Regions from separate parts of the Homo sapiens genome. Here region 2 is linked to region 1. A link is a loop called in an ENCODE intact Hi-C map of the cell type or tissue named here. Cell type or tissue: prostate gland. All regions are shown on one strand. Links, peaks and the distances in the headings refer to the core of each region. The heading gives the core; the rest is flanking DNA.

Region 1 (8,334 bases), core at 95-8,094:
GCAGCGACGGCAGCAGGTGTTCCGCCGGGGCGTGTCAACGCGGCGCTCGGCCTACGCCTTCTCGCACCAGCGGGGCTACGCGGACCTCATCTCCTCCGGGCGCAGCATCCGCAAGAAGCGCTCGCCGCTTGATGCCATCGTGGCGGATGGCACCGCGGAGTACAGGCGCACCGGGGACAGCTGATCCCTTACCCCCAGGCTGGGATGCGGCCACAAAGCACGTCTATTTTTTTATGAAAGACTCTCAGGACTTTGTGTGTGTGTGTGAATTGCATTCATCACAAAGATATTGAAGACAATAAATAATCTTTATAACAAACTCCTTGGGTTGGACTATTAAACAATAGCAGAGCCAAGAAATAGGACTTTTAAAAGTCCTATTATTCGGCCGGGCGTGGTGGCTCAGGTCTGTAATCCCAGCACTTTAGGAGGCTGAGGAGGGGAGATCACCTGAGGCCAGGAGTTCGAGACCAGCCCAGCCAACATGGTGAAACCCTGTCTCTACCATAAATTAAAAATTAGCCGGGCTTGGTGGTGGGCACCCGTAATCCCACCTATTTGAGAAGCTGAAGCAGAAGAATCGCTTGAACCTGGGAGATGGAGGTTACAGTGAGCCGAGATTGCGCCACTGCACTCCAGCCTGGGTGACAGAGCAAGACTCTGTCTTAAGAAAAATTTAAAAATAGGCCGGGCATGGTGGCTCATGCCTGTCATCCTAGCACTTTGGGAGGCCAAGGCAGGTGGATCACTTGAGGTCAGGAGACCAGCCCGGCCAACATGGTGAAACCCCATCTCTACTAAAAATACAAAAATTAGCTGGAAATCGCTTGAACCTGGGAGGTGGAGGTTCCAGTGAGCCGAGATCGTGGCACTGCACTCCAACCTGAGCAACAGAGTGAGACACCAGCTCAAAAAAAATTTTTTAATAATAATAAAAGTCCTATTATTCAACTGGTTATGTACATTATGGTTGAAAGGGAACGTTTTAATCCAGTCTCAATCCAGGGCAATAGAATTACAAAGCATGTTGTATTTCAGTTCAAATGGTATTGTATTATAAAATTACAGTTACATTTTCCTTTCGGTGATCTTCAGCATAATTTCCCAGAGGCCCCTTTTTCCTCCCTATAGGCCATCTTATTAACAGATTTTAAAATTTATAGTAATGACAAATGACTTATCAGTGTTCATCATCTGAAAGCTAAGTGGTTCGTTCAATCACTTTTTCAAAGTTGATAGTAGATTGCATGGTTTCATGTTTCCTCATATTGGTTTATTAATTCTATTTAATCAAGGAAAATAACTTCAGATTCCATAAAGTTTCAGTTTATTTTTAGTTTACTACTAGGTGAGATAGCACATTACATACTTTTACTATCAAATATTATTTTAGCAGCTTCCCATAGTACCAAATGATTTGATTCCCTACTCTCATTTTTTAAAGCATATAAATATTTATGGGCTTAAAAAGGGGGTTTTTAAAAACTGAGGATATCAGTAATAAATTGCAGAATATTTTGCAAAGCTTTCTTTTGGAAAGCAAACTTTTGTGCCTGCCTATATGCAAAGTATTTTATCAGGGACTTGAACAAAGACCTCACTCTTTTTCACTTGTCTTATGTCGAGAGAAAAGGTTATTGGCAGCCACATTCCTAAGACTGGGGAATGGTGTGTCCTTTTAAATTTGAAGATAACTTTAGGTAATTATGGAAACTCCTCAAAGAGGAGAAAGTAATTTTTTTCCAGACATTTTTCTCATTCTGTGTCTTTCACACACTAGTTTCCATAGTTCGAGAATTCTGTTTTTTACCATTGGGCTGTGAATGTTCACAATATCAGTCCTGTTGAATTCCTATGAGGTAATCACAATGTGTATATGTTCATTTTCTAGGTATGATAAAAGAATGTATGGCTTTTTATTCTGTGGAAGTAAAATCCTGAACGTTTACAACTTTTCCTTAACTTGTAAATAAAAAATTGTAAGTTTTTTCTTTTTTTACAGAAAACTTAGCTTGTGTAATTCTGTTAGTTTCAGATTTCTCTCCTGTTTTTGCAAATTGTGGGAAAGATTGACAATGCAAATGTGTCAAAGACATACTGTTGGGTGCAATATTAACAATTTTAAATGCAAATTTCTTTGGATAAATTATTTCTATATTCTGTAAATCTGAGATTTAATGTATATTTTGTTTAAAAAAATGATTTAGTAAAATCTTTGAAAAGTATGATCTTCTAAAGTATTTAAATTGGCTTTTGTTGTTGTTGTTATTTTTAAGAATAGGGTATGTGACAGAAGAATCTAGTCCCACAAGGTTTCTAGAGGAATGTAGGGGTCCTTTAGTAGTGAGAAAGTCGGGGACAGGGAAACTAAGTGTTAGGGAAGAAGTGATGGAGAAAGGGAAACTAAGTGTTAGGGAAAAGGTGATGGAGAAAAGGTGATCAGGACCGGGCACTGTGGCTCACGCCTGTAATCCCAGTACTTTGGAAGGCTGAGGCAGGAGAATCACTTGAGGCCAGGAGTTTGAGACCAGCCTGGGCAACATAGCAAGACTCTGTCTTTTCAAAAAAAAACATCTCAGTGTAGTGGCATGTGCCTGTAGTCCCTGCTGCTTGGGAGGCTTAGGTGGGAGGATCACTTGAGCCCAGGAGTTTGAGGCTGCAGTGAGCTACGATTATGCCACTGTACTGAAGCCTGGGTGAGAGCAAGACTCTGTCTCTAAAAGAATTAAAAAGGTGGCCAGACTTTAGAGACAGAGGGGTAAAGATTTAGAGTTAGGGAGATCAGCCAGGCATGGTGGCTCATGCCTATAATCCCAGCACTTTAGGAGGCTGAGGTGGGCGGGTCACTTGAGGCCAGGAGTTTGAGACCAGTCTGGCCAACATGGCGAAACCCCGTCTCTACTAAAAATACAAAAATTAGCCGGGTGAGGTGGTGCACACCTGTAATCCCAGCTACTCTGGCAGCTGAGGCAGGAGAATTGCTGGAACCCAGGAAGCAGAGGTTGCAGTGAGCCATGATTGTGCTACTGTTCTCCAGCCTGGGCAATGGAGTGAGACTCTCTCCAAAAAAAAAAAAAAAAAAAAGGAAGATTGAGTCTGGGTTTTTCCAACTGACCTCAACTCTTTAGCCAGAATGAAAGGAAAGGTAACCCTCAACCAAAAGTAAGGACTGGGGCTGGGCACGGTGGCTTGTACCTGTAATCCCAGCACTTTGGGAGGCCAAGGTGGTGGGTCACCTGAGGTTAGGAGTTCGAGACCAGCATGGCCAACATGGTGAAACCCCATCTCTACTAAGAATAAAAAAAAGCAGCCAGGCATGGTGGTGCACACCTGTAATCCTAGCTACTTGGGAAGCTGAGGCAGGAGAATCACTTGAACCTGGGAGGTGGAGGTTGCAGCGGGCTGAGATTGTGACACTGCACTCCAGCCTGGGTGACAGCGAGACTCCGTCTCAAAAAACAAAACAAAAAAAGTAAGGGGTGAGAAGTGAGCAGATAGTCCTAGAAATACATGACGAATCGTTGGCAGAAAAATGAGCAAAGAGGAGTGAGTGAGGAAGTGAGTGGCAAACCTGGGGTTTGAGGCTGTGGGAGTCTGACGAGGCTGTGGGAGTCTGACCAGGCTGTGGGACAGACAGCTCTTGGACGCAAGGGAAGCTGTGACCCCACTAAGAAGGTTCTCTCTGCGTCGAGATGGGAGACTCTTTGGGAGGCAAAATTAGCAGCAGGTGATAGAAAAGTATCAGTCTTGGGGTGCTTGGGCTGGGAGGAGATGGGCAAATTATTAGCCTCTGCAATAGAAATGGCAGAAAAATTGAGCAGACCTGGGAGATCATCCCTAAAAAAATAAAGGTCACTTTTTCCTGCAATATACTACTGTATTTAAGTTGTTTGAGGGATAAATGTTTTTAATCAAAGAGCACCACCTAAAGGTTCTTAGTCATGTTCAGCACTAGAAACTGCTCAGTAACAACATCTGATGGGAATAAAATGATTCTTGAGAGACTTCAATGTGATAGCAAAATGTACCCTAATGGAATCTAAATATATTTTAACAATTGCTGCCTTCATGTGATGTGAATGAAACTTAGGAAAATTGTCAGCTTCTAAAAGTCCTGCTAGAAAGTTAGGGCTGCGCTACAACTTCTGGGGCATTTATAAAAATAAAAAGGCCTGTTAAAACACTGAAAACAACACAACGTAGATCTCAGGACAAAGTGGAGGTTGGGGCCCTTAAAAATAACCACTGTAATGCAATCATTTTCTTTCTGCTAAAAAATACAGTAAAGGCTGGGTGCAGTGGCTCATACCTGTAATCCCAGCACTTTGGGAGGCCCAGGCGGGCAGATCACCTGAGGCCGGGAGTTCAAGACCAGCCTGACCAACATGGAGAAATCCGTCTCTACTAAAAATAAAAATTAGCGGAGTGTGGTGGCGCACGTCTGTAATTCCAGCTACTGGGGAGGCTGAGGCAGGAGAATCGCTTGAACCCGGTGAGAGGTGACAGCGTGCTGGCAGCCCTCACAGCCCTCGATCGCTCTCGGCGCCTCCTCGGCCTTGGCGCCTACTCTGGCGGTGCTTGAGGAGCCCTTCAGCCCACCGCTGCACTGTGGGAGCCCCTTTCTGGGCTGGCCAAGGCCGGAGCCGGCTCCCTCAGCTTGCGGGAAGGTGTGGAGGGAGAGGCGTGGTCGGGAACCCGGGCTGCACGCGGTGCTTGCGGGCCAGCGTGAGTTCTGGGTAGGCGTGGGTGTCCGCGGGCCCCACGCTCCAGCAGCCAGTGGGCCCCGCCAGCCCGGGCAGTGAGGGGCTTAGCACCTGGGCCAGCAGCTGCTATGCTTGACTTCTCCCTGGGCCTTAGCTGCCTCCCCGCGGGGCAGGGCTCGGGACCTGCAGCCTGCCATGCCTGAGCCTCCCCCACACGGTGGGCTCCTGCGAGGCCCAAGCCTCCCTGACCAGCACCACCCCCTGCTCCACAGCGCCCAGTCCCATCGACCACCCAAGGGCTGAGGAGTGCAGGTGCAGGGTGCGGGACTGGCAGGCAGCTCCACCTGCGGCCCTGGTGCAGGATCCACTGGGTGAAGCCAGCTGGGCTCCTGAGTCTAGTGGGGACTTGGAGAACCTTTATGTCTAGCTAAGGGATTGTAAATACACCAATCAGCGCTCTGTATCTAGCTCAAGGTTTGTAAACACACCAATCAGCACCCTGTGTCTAGCTCAGGGTTTGTGAATGCACCAATCCACACTCTATCTGGCTACTCTGGTGGGGACTTGGAGAACCTTTATGTCTAGCTAACGGATTGTAAATACACCAATCGGCACCCTGTATCTAGCTTAAGGTTTGTAAACACACCAATCAGCACCCTGTGTCTAGCTCAGGGTTTGTGAATGCACCAATCGACACTCTATATCTAGCTACTCTGGTGGGGACTTGGAGAACCTTTGTGTAGACGCTCTGTATCTAGCTAATCTAGTGGGGATGTGGAGAACTTTTGTGTCTAGCTCAGGGATTGTAAACGCACCAATCAGCACCCTGTCAAAACAGACCAATCAGCTCTCTGTAAAATGGACCAATCAGCTCTCTGTAAAATGGACCAATCAGCAGGATGTGGGTGGGGCCAGATAAGAGAATAAAAGCAGGCTGCCCGAGCCAGCGGAGGCAATCCACTGGGGTCCCCTTCCACACTGTGGGAGCTTTGTTCTTTCATCTTTGCAATAAATCTTGTCACTGCTCACTCTTTGGGTCCACACTGCCTCTATGAGCTGTAACACTCACCGTGAAGGTCTGAAGCTTCACTCCTGAAGCTAGCGAGACCACAAACCCACCAGAAGGAACGAACAACTCCAGACGCGCCACGTTAACGGCTGTAACACTCACCGTGAAGGTCTGAAGCTTCACTCCTGAAGCTAGCGAGACCACGAACCCACCAGAAGGAACGAACAACTCCACACGCGCCACCTTCACGGCTGTAACACTCACCGTGAAGGTCTGAAGCTTCACTCCTGAAGCTAGCGAGACCACGAACCCACCGGAAGGAACGAACAACTGCAGACGCGCCACCTTAACGGCTGTAACACTCACCGTGAAGGTCTGAAGCTTCACTCCTGAAGCTAGCGAGACCACGAACCCACCGGAAGGAACGAACAACTCCACACGCGCCACCTTAACGGCTGTAACACTCACCGTGAAGGTCTGAAGCTTCACTCCTGAAGCTAGCGAGACCACGAACCCACCGGAAGGAACGAACAACTCCACACGCGCCACCTTAACGGCTGTAACACTCACCGTGAAGGTCTGAAGCTTCACTCCTGAAGCTAGCGAGACCACGAACCCACCGGAAGGAACGAACAACTCCACACGCGCCACCTTAACGGCTGTAACACTCACCGTGAAGGTCTGAAGCTTCACTCCTGAAGCTAGCGAGACCACGAACCCACCGGAAGGAACGAACAACTCCAGACGCGCCACCTTAACAGCTGTAACACTCACCACGAAGGTCTGCAGCTTCACTCCTGAAGCCAGCGAGACCATGAACCCACCAGAAGGAAGAAACTCCGAACGCATCTGAACATCAGAAGGAACAAACTCCGGACACGCCGCCTTTAAGAACTGTAACACTCACCGTGAGGGTGCGCAGCTTCATTCTTGAAGTCAGTGAGACCAAGAACCCACCAATTCCGGACGCACTGGGAGGCGGAGGTTGAAGTGAGCCGAGATCGCGCCATTGTACACCAGGATGGGCAACAAGAGTGAAACTCCATCTCACAGGAAAAAAACGAACAAACCAAAAAATAAAAACAGTAAAAATGATTTTCTTGATTAGATATTCCTCCGAACAAGAGATACAGTGGGTGGCTCACGCCTGTAATCCCAACACTTTGGGAGGCCGAGGCGGATCACCTGAGGTCAGGAGTTTGAGACCAGCCTGACCAATATGATGAAACCCCGTCACTACTAAAAATACAAAAATTAGCTGGGAATGGGGGCATGTGCCTGTAATCCCGGCTACTCGTGAGGCTAAGACAGGAGAATCGCTTGAACCTGGGAGGTGGAGGTTGCAGTGAGCCGAGATCACGCCACTGTACTGCAGCCTGGAAAATAAGAGAGAAACTCCATCTAAAAAAAAAAAAAAGATATAAATGGTCAATAAGCATATGAACAGATGCTCAACATCATTAGTCATCAGGGAAAGTCGTCAAAACTGAGGCCGGGCACCACCGTGTAATCCTGTAATCCCAGCACTATGGGAGGCTGAGGCAGGCGGATCACCGGAGGTCAGGAGTTGGAGACTAGACTGGCCAACATGGTGAAACCCCATCTCTACTAAAAATACAAAAATTAGCCATGCGTGGTGGCATGCACCTGTCATCCCAGCTACTCGGGAGGCTGAGGCAGGAGAATCATTTGAATCCAGGAGGCAGAGGTTGTGGTAAACTGAGATTGCATCACTGCACTCCAGCCTGGGTGACAAAGTGAGACTCTGTCTCAAAGAAAAAAAGAAAAAAAAATCACACTAGAAAGGGTTGATTCTTCCTACAATAACTTAAAAATGGCATATAATCCTCATAAAAATGCAAACAGTTTCCTGTAATGGGCTGATTCTAAAGTTCATATGGAAAAATTAATGTCAGAAAACTAAGCAATGAGGTGAGACCACTCCTACCAGATATTACGCCATATTATAATTTGAAAAACAGTTTCAGTAGTGTGGTTCTGATGCATGATTACACAGACATTCCATGGAACAGAACAGAAAAATCCAGAAATAGCCTCAAACACGTGAACATTTACTATATAAAGTGGCATCAAAGGTGGGTGGGGGGAAAGATGGACTGGTGTTGAGACAACAGGGAAACAAATTAGATATCATGCACTGTAGTAGAATAGGCTCCAAATAATGAAGAGATTTCAATGTAAAAGAAAAAAAAACTCATCAAAGTATTTGAAGAAAATCACGAGGAAATTCAAATACTGGAGTGGGGAAAGACTTTCTAATTAAGACTAAAAATCTAAAGCCTCAAAGGAAAGGCTAGTAATTTCAAATGCATAAATATTTTTAAAACCTCCATTATGGCAAAAAAAAAAAAAAGAAAAAGAAAAAAGGTATAAGCAAAGATGGCAAAATGGAGAAAAAGTGTGCGAGTCTTAGTTCAGGCTGCTATGACAAAATACCACAAACTGCGTGGTTTATATAAGCAACAGAAATTTTTTCTCACAGTTCTGGCAGAAGCTAGGAACTCTTAGGTCAAGGGGCTGACAGATTTGGTGCCTACTGAGGAAATGCTTTCTGGTTCACAAATGGTGCCTTCTGACTGTGTCTTTACGTGGTGGAAGGGG
Region 2 (8,334 bases), core at 235-8,234, 230 kb before region 1:
TTGCAATTCTCCAGCTTCATTGTGATCACCAGTCTACTAATTTCACCACTTTTACCGGATCCATTGTTCCTCTGTGTCTTCATTTTTCTTCTAACCCTTGTTTTGGAGCCCTTCCCTAGAATGTCTGCATCGCAGGCACCCTGAACTCTGTGAGCCTTCTCTCAGGTGCCCACCTGGTCTAGTAGCCACTAGTAGATGTTTATTGCCATATCCTCCTTCCTCAAAGATCCCTCATTTTGTTCATGGCATTCACTGTCTTATCCTAAGCCATTAGTTCTCAAGCTTTGCCGTGCATCAGAATTGCTTGGGGGGCTTGTTAAAATACTGACTGTAGGGCCCCACCCCCCAGAATTTCTGATATAATAGATCTAGAGTGAGGCCCAAGAATTTGAATTTTAAACAAACAAGTTCCCAGGTGAGGCGGATGCTGCCGGTCCAAAAATCACACTTTGAGAACCACTGGTCTAAATCCATCCTAGAAATCCCTTGGTGCTTGCCAATGACTGATTCAGGAGGACCAGACTGAAGCCACCAGCACATGGCATTCCCATGGTAACTGTTAATGCCTGAAGGAAATGCCCTGTCTTCCCTGGCTGGTGAGAGCATGAGAGGGTTTCCCTCTCTTTTGCTCCACATGAATGAGGAAGCGGGTAGAGGTAGACTGACTGCCCCCAGCCACTGCATCACAAGAGCAGGGTGCAAGCCACGAGAAGCAGCCAATTCCATAGACAGCCAAGTAGAGGGAAAAAGAACCTGAGTCCTTGATGAACTCACGGGGCCACTGAATCAACAACCCTGGAGCTTGACCTACGTCTGAACCTTCTTTTAAGTTCAATAATTCATTTTCTTATTGTTGAAGGTGGCTTGAGAGAGGTTTTCTGTTACTCACAATGAAAAACATCCTAATTGATACACCTAGGAAACACCAAACCCTGATCTAGCTCTACTGTTTCTTGACTCTACCCACACCTAAACAGATGAATACTTTTAAAAAATCATACAAACCAATCCAACTTGGTTTACTTCAAAATTATGACCACAACTCTCACATGACACCTAGGAATGTCTGTCACTCCACTTACAATTCCTGAAAACATTCCCCTCTTACTTTCTGGGATGCTTATTCCACACTTCCTTAAAGACATATGAAATCTAATCATGTTTATCACCCTCACCTGCCCCCCCCACCACCCATCTCAGCCAACAGCATTGCCCAATATATCATAGAAAGGTGGACAGTCAAAAAAGAACCATTCCATCCCTACCATCGCATCTATCACCTTACCTGGGCTTGTACCTGCAAAATCCACCTTCTCTCTTGGTAGGGATGAAGGCCACTCCTCCACTTGTGCTTTGAGTTTCAATCTCCTTCTGCTCTCAAGAACTCTGCCCTTGCAAATATCCCCTTCATTCATGCCATATTGATTGTCCCCTCAACCAAATTATTCCCATTGGCAAATAAACATGATTTGATTTCATATGTCTTTAAAAAGTATTCTCTCTTGATTCACTCCAGCCACTCCCTCTTTTGCCTGCCCACTTTCCACCTCCCATGGGCTCTTGAACCCTCTCCAACTGAGCTTTTGCAGTGTCCACCATTCAATCAAAATGGCACTTCTTAGAGTTATTATCATACTACAGGGTGACCCATGTCAAAGACAGTTCTCCATCTTCACCTAACTAGATCTGCCAGCAGCGATAGACACACTTGAGTTCTCCTTCATTCTCAAAACACTTTCAGGCCCTGTGACTCTCCTCCCACCACACTGGCCTTTTTTCCTTGACTAATTCCTCTTTGGCTCCTCAACCTCTAAATATTGATGTTCTTGAGGACTTTTGTCTTCATCCTTCTCCTTCTCTATATCCACACTCCTCCTCTAAGTGATCTCTTCCAGTCCCAGGAAGATATAGAATTGACCACGGTCAAACTCATAGTTTCCTCTCTGGCAAGCACCAGACTGACATCCTACTGTCCACCAGATATCACCACTTGGATATCTGACAGACTTCTCAAATTTGGGGTCATATGTGAAGGGATTAAAAGACCTGGAACCGCACTAAACAAGCCAACAATCATTACAAATAATATGTAGCAATGACTTACATTGTCTATAAAAGCACATGGTTATCACACAATTTGCTTGAGCAAGCTCTACATATTGTGTGGTTGTTGAGTAGAACTGTTTGTTGACCTAAATGCACTTACTGATATACCCATGCAGTAAAATCCTTTTATGTTACAGGGAGCAGAAAATCTTTCTTTAGCATCAGTTTGATGAGATGCTGGATGTCTTACCTCTCACAGGCAGCAGGGGTTACCTACTTTTCACCCCATTGAAGGTCCAGTCCAGCTCTGTGGTCCAGTTGACAACCATCACCATAGCAACTTATATACTCATTTCTAGCAAGAATAAATAAATATGTCTTGAAGGGCAGGCTGTCACCATTCTACTTGATATTGATTCTGCTGCTCATGGACTTAAAAAAAGCTACCTTTTTTGTTTTGAAATAAGTGTAGCTGGCCGGGAACAATGACTCACGTCTGTAATCCCAACACTTTGCAAGACCGAGACGGGTGGATCACCTGAAGTCAGGAGTTCGAGACCAACCTGGAAAACATGGTGAAACCCCATCTCTACTAATAGTACAAAAAAATTAGCCAGGTTTGGTGGTGCATGCCTGTAAGTCCAGCTACTCGGGAGGCTGAGGCAGATAATTGCTTGACCCTGGGAGGTGGAGGTTGCAGTAGGCCGAGATCACTCCACTTCACTCCAGCCTGGGCGACAGAGCGAGACTCCATCTCAAAATAAATAAATAAATAAATAAATAAAATTAAAAAAAGAAAAAGAAAATGTCCTTCTAGTCCTACTTTTCTAATAGCCTTATTAATTTTTTTAAAATATTGTTGTAAGAACAAACATAGATCTATGGAACAGTATAGGAACTCAGGAATAGACCTATTTACATATTGAAACTTAATTTATGATAAAGAGGGGTCCATACAACAATGGGGAAATGATTATATGGTATACACTTTGAGGGAAACAAATTCACTGTATGGAGAAAAATGAATCTGGATCCCTAAATGAAAATACATGAAAAGGTGGATTTTAGATGGATTATTGGCTTGAACATGAAAGATAAAACCGCCAACTTAACAGAAGGAAATATAGAAAAATATATTTGTCACCTAAGGATGAAAAAAGACACTTTTAGCAAAACTTTAAGAGCATAAGCCACAAGGCAAAGATAAATATTTAAGATCAAAAAAGGATAATCATGGACAAAATTAATGAGAGATAACAGAACGGTCGAAGATATTTGCAATTCCTAAAACTGAGAAAAGGATTGTTTCCCTAGATACATGGACCCCCCCACAAATCAATGAGAAAATAAACTAGCAGTCCTTCTTTTTCCATGGTTGCTTATGCTTCAGGTGTCATAGCTAAGAAGCAATTACCTAATTCAAGGTTACAAATATTCATACCTGTTTTCTTCAAAAGGTTTTGTAGTTTCAGCTCTTTTATTTAGGTCTATGCTTCATTTTGAGTTTATTTAAAATGGCATAAGGAAGAAGTCCAACTTGATTCTTTTTGCATGTGGATAGCCAGTTGTCCCAACACCATTTGTTAAAAGCCTATTCTTTTCCCACTGGATTGTCTTGGTACAAATCAAATTCATAAATGTATGAATTTGGCCAGGCATGCTGGCTCTCACCTGTAATCCCAGCACTTTGGGAGGCCAAGGCAGGTGGATCACCTGAAGTCAGGAGTTTGAAACCAGCCTGGCCAACATGGTGAAACTCTGTTTCTACTAAAAATACAACAATTAGCCAGGCTTGGTCGTGGGTCCCTGTAATCCCAGCTACCTGGGAGGCTGAGGCAGGAGAATAGCTTGAACCTGGGAGGCAGAGGTTGCAGTGAGCTGAGATCACACCATTGCACTCCAGCCTGGGTGACAAGAATGAAACTCCATCTCAATAAATAAATAAATATGAATTTGCTTATGAATTCTCAACTCTATTCCATTGACCCATATGCCTATCCTTATGCTAGTACCACACTGTCTTGATAACTGTAACTTTGTAAGCTTTGAAATCTGAAGGTGTGAGTTTTCCAACTTTGTTTCTTTTTCAAGATTGCTTTGGCTATTCTGGATCCTTTGCATTTTTTATTAGTCCATTTTCACACTGCTACGAAGAACTGCCTGAGACTGGGGACTGGGTAATTTACAAAGGAAAGAGGTTTTTTGTTTTTTTTTATATACTTTAAGTTCTAGGGTACATGTGCACAACGTGCAGGTTTGTTACATATGTATACATGTGCCATGTTGGTGTGCTGCACCCATTAACTCGTCATTTACATTAGGTATATCTCCTAATGCTATCCCTCCCCACTCTCCCCACCTCATGACAGGCCCTGGTGTGTGATGTTCCCCTTCCTGTGTCCAAGAGTTCTCATTGTTCAATTCCCACCTATGAGTGAGAACATGCGGTGTTTGGTTTTTTGTCCTTGCTATAGTTTGCTGAGAATGATGGTTTCCAGCTTCATCCATTTCCCTACAAAGGACATGAACCCATACAAAGGAAGGAGTTTTCATTGACTCACAGTTCTGCATGGCTGGGGAGGCCTCAAGAAACTCATAATAATGGCATGAGGCAAAGGGGAAGCAAGACATCTTCACAAAGCAGCAGCAAGGAGAAGTGCTGAGTGAAGGGGGAAGAGCTCATTATAAAACCATCAAATCTTGTGAGAACTCATTCACTATCACAAGAATAGCAGGGGAGAAGCCACTCCCATGATTCAGTTACTGCCACCTGGTCTCTCCCTTGACACGTGGGGATTATGGGGATTACAATTCAAGATAAGATTTGGGTGGGGACACAAAGCCTAACCATATCACATTTTCATATGAATCTTAGACTCAGCTTGTCATTTTCTGCAAGGAAAAGAAAAAAACAGCCAACTGGAATTTTGAAAGGCATTGCATTGAATCTGTAGATCAATTTAGGGAGGATTGCCGTCTTAACAATATTGAGTCTTTCAATCCACAAATATGGGTTTCTTTCCATTTATTTAGGCCTTCTTTAATTTCTTTCTATGACGTGTTACAGTTTTCAATGTCCAAGTTATGCACTTCTTTTGTTAAATTTATCACTAAGTATATTATTCTTTTTTGATGCTATTGTAAATTAAATTGTTTCCTTAGTTTTATTTTTTTGAGTTATTTATTATTAATGTATAGCAATATATTTTCTTTTTGTGTATTGACCCTGTATCTTGTAACCCTGCTTAACTGTTTATTAGTTCTAATAAGTTCTTTTTTAGGTTTCTTAGGATTTTCTATATACAAAATCTTATTATCTGTAAATAGAGATCATTTTATTTCCTTTGTAATCTAGGTTCCTTTATTTATTTTTCTTGACCAAATGCCCTGACTAGAAACTTCAGTACAATGTTAAATAGAAGTGTTGAGAGTGGACATCCTGGTGTTATTCCTAGTCTTAAGGGGAAAACGTTTAGTCTTTCATTCTTAAATTTGTGTGCCATTTTGCTATTCTTTTTCTATGTCTTATATATTTTTTATTTCCTATTCCTACATTACTGCTTTCTTTTGTTTAATGGCTATTATCTAGTATACAATTTTAATCCCTTTGTTTCTTTTACTATATGTTTTTAGTTATTGTTTTGGTGGTTTCCCTGTGGAATACAATTAATATATTAATTTAAAATAATATAGTTTGGATTAATACCAACTTAATTTCAACAGTATACAAACATTTTGCTGCAATATAACTTCATTCTCTCATACCACTTTTGTGCGATTTTTGTCATACTAACTATACATTATAAACCAACATAGTTGGTTTATAGTTGGTTCATAATCATTACAAATCAACATAGTTTTATAATTATTACTGTATGCAGTTGTCTTTTAAATAAGAGAGGAAAAGAAAGGGGTTACAAATAAAAACACTTTTCTGCTGTCTTTTACATTTACCTATGTAGTTACCTTTACCATACTTTTTATTTCTTCATGTGGATTTAACATGTAGGGTTCTCTCATTTTATGCTGAAGGATTCCTTTCAGAATTTCTTGTAGGGCAAGTCTGCTAAAGATGACTTCTCTCAGTTTTTGTTCATCTGTAAATGTCTTAATTACTCCTTTGTTTTTTGAAGGTTTGCTGATATAGAATTCTTGGTTGACAATCTTTCTTTTAACATTTTGAATGTCATCTCATTGCCTTGTGTAGTGCACAGACTGGTACCAAAACAGACATCTCATTGCACTGAGTGCAGTGATGTGATCTCGAGTCCCTGCAACCTGCACCTCCCAGGTTCAAGCTATTCTCCTGCCTCAGCCACCCAAGTAGCTGGGATTATAGGAGTGCACCACCATGCCCGACTATTCTTTTCTTTTCTTTTTTCTTTTCTTTTCTTTTCCTTTCTTTTCTTTTCTTTCTTTCTCTCTCTCTTTCTCTCTTTCTTTCTTTCTCTCTCTCTTCCCTCCCTTCCTTCCTTCCTTCTTTCCTTCCTTCCTTCTCTTTCTTTTTTGTATTTTTAGTAGAGACTGAGTTTCACCATGTTGGCCAAGCTGGTCTTAAACTCCTGGCCTCAAGTAAACCACCTACCTTGGCCTCCCAAACTGCTGGGATTACAGGCGTGAGCCATCGCACCCAGCCTCAGCCATTTTTCTTAAATAAGTGCTTCTCAATATTTTCAGTTCTCAGCATGTTGCAAGCCTTTAGTTAATTTTCACAGTTGTAAAAGTTTATTTTGACAATGTTCTCATTGCTTTAATGGAGTAGTGAATTTTTGGAGTTCCTTGTTTGCTGTTTTGAAGATGTTCCTTCTTGACTTTCTTATAATTTCCATCTCTTTGCTGAAATTACCCATCGGTTCATGTTTGTTGTTCATTTTTAATTATCAGATATTTTAATCCATTAATCCTAATTATTTTTAATTCCTTGCTTGATAGTTTCAAAATGTTGCTCATAGATCAATCTCTTGCTATTGATTGCTTTATCTCTTGGGATTTTGTTTGTTGCTTTTTGTTTTTAATGTTTCCTTGATATGTCATAACTTTGTATTGAATACCTGGCATCATTTGTAGGACAGTAGACACTGAAGTAAGTGGTATTTATGTCTGAAATGGGCACACCTTTTATGACAGGTCATTAATGTGGAGGGTTGAATCAGTCTAGTCAGGAGTTGAGTAGGTTTGGGTTTGTTGTTGCTATGGTTTCCTTCAGTGCACAAACCAGCTTCAAATTCTCCTCGCTTGTGTTGTGATTCAGGTGGGAGGTGAGGGGATATTCTTGCCCCACCTTCATCTTGTAGCTATCTCTGCCAACTGAGCCACAGAGAGGACCTTTCTGCTTGCCTTTGTCCTTCCCCTAGTTGTAGACTATTATTGCTTGGTACATGCTGTTAGGCTCATGGTGGGGGTTAGGAAGGGGTTCTCTGTTGCCCTGGTCTAGCTTCAATCTTAGGCTGGCTCTGTGATCCTGGGCTCTGTAAGCTGGGCTTTTAACAATGTTCCTGGCCAGGCATGGGGGCTCACACCTGTAATCCCAGCACTTTGAGAGGCCGAGGCAGGTGGATCACTTGAGGCCAGGAGTTCGAGACCAGCCTGGCCAACATGGCAAAATCTTGTCTTTACTAAAGATATTTTTTAAATTAGCTGGGTGTCATGGCAGGTGCCTATAGTCTCAGCTACTCGGGAGGCTGAGGCACAAGAGTTGCTTAACCCGGGAGGCGGAGGTTGCAGTGAGCTGAGATGGCACCACTGCACTCCAGCCTGGGCAACAGAGCGAGACTCTGTCTCAAAAAAAAAAAAAAAAAAACAAGCAAAACAACAACAACAACAACAACAAAACACACAAAACAAAACAAAAGAAACGAGAGGAGCAAGAAAGCACAGAGAGCAGATCAGCAAGGTTGAGAGGGTAGGATGTGAGTTTCAGCGGAAGCTGGTCACTGGAAGGGCTCATACCACACCCTTAATTAAATAATAAATTAAGGTATATTTTATTAAAGTTGGAATTTTTCTACATGGCAATACTGAGCCAATGAAACATTTTATTAACTGCTTGTTATATAATTTTTATTATCTGAGCAATGGTTAGCAAATAAACTTGGGAAAAAAGCCCTTGAAGATAAAAATTAATTGCCTACATCCCTGTCATTCAAATCAACCACTTTTATATTTTGATTTCTTTTCAAAGGAAAGAAATTGAAAGAAAGGAAGGAAGAACTTCCTTCCTTTATGGAGTTGTATTTATTTTACAAAATTTCTATCATATGTTTTGTTCAAATTTTTTTTTTATTTAAA

What was found. Peaks named below come from ENCODE experiments on the same cell type or tissue, not always from the same donor. Only the 100,000 strongest peaks of a DNase experiment are listed, where the experiment ranks them.
Region 2: a loop joins it to region 1, with 2.9 times the contacts of the local background. A loop is called at or near these places in 28 of 110 quality-filtered maps.

What each region holds. Positions count from the first base shown.
Region 1 is chr18:57,640,338-57,648,671 of GRCh38, reverse strand. ATP8B1 (ATPase phospholipid transporting 8B1) reads left to right here. Exons shown (of 28, transcript NM_001374385.1): 28 at 1-2,246. The coding sequence ends at 184. It overlaps ATP8B1-AS1 (ATP8B1 antisense RNA 1), which reads right to left. Exons shown (of 3, transcript NR_164148.1): 2 at 6,620-7,113. Among named protein-coding and RNA genes, the nearest start is that of ATP8B1-AS1, 14 kb to the right of the region's middle. RefSeq lists enhancers at 4,154-4,664, 4,665-5,176. In prostate gland, for the core only: a CTCF peak has its summit at 3,980; no DNase peak of the experiment used is centred there.
Region 2 is chr18:57,870,436-57,878,769 of GRCh38, reverse strand. No RefSeq gene overlaps it. Among named protein-coding and RNA genes, the nearest start is that of ATP8B1, 71 kb to the right of the region's middle. In prostate gland, for the core only: no CTCF peak of the experiment used is centred there; no DNase peak of the experiment used is centred there.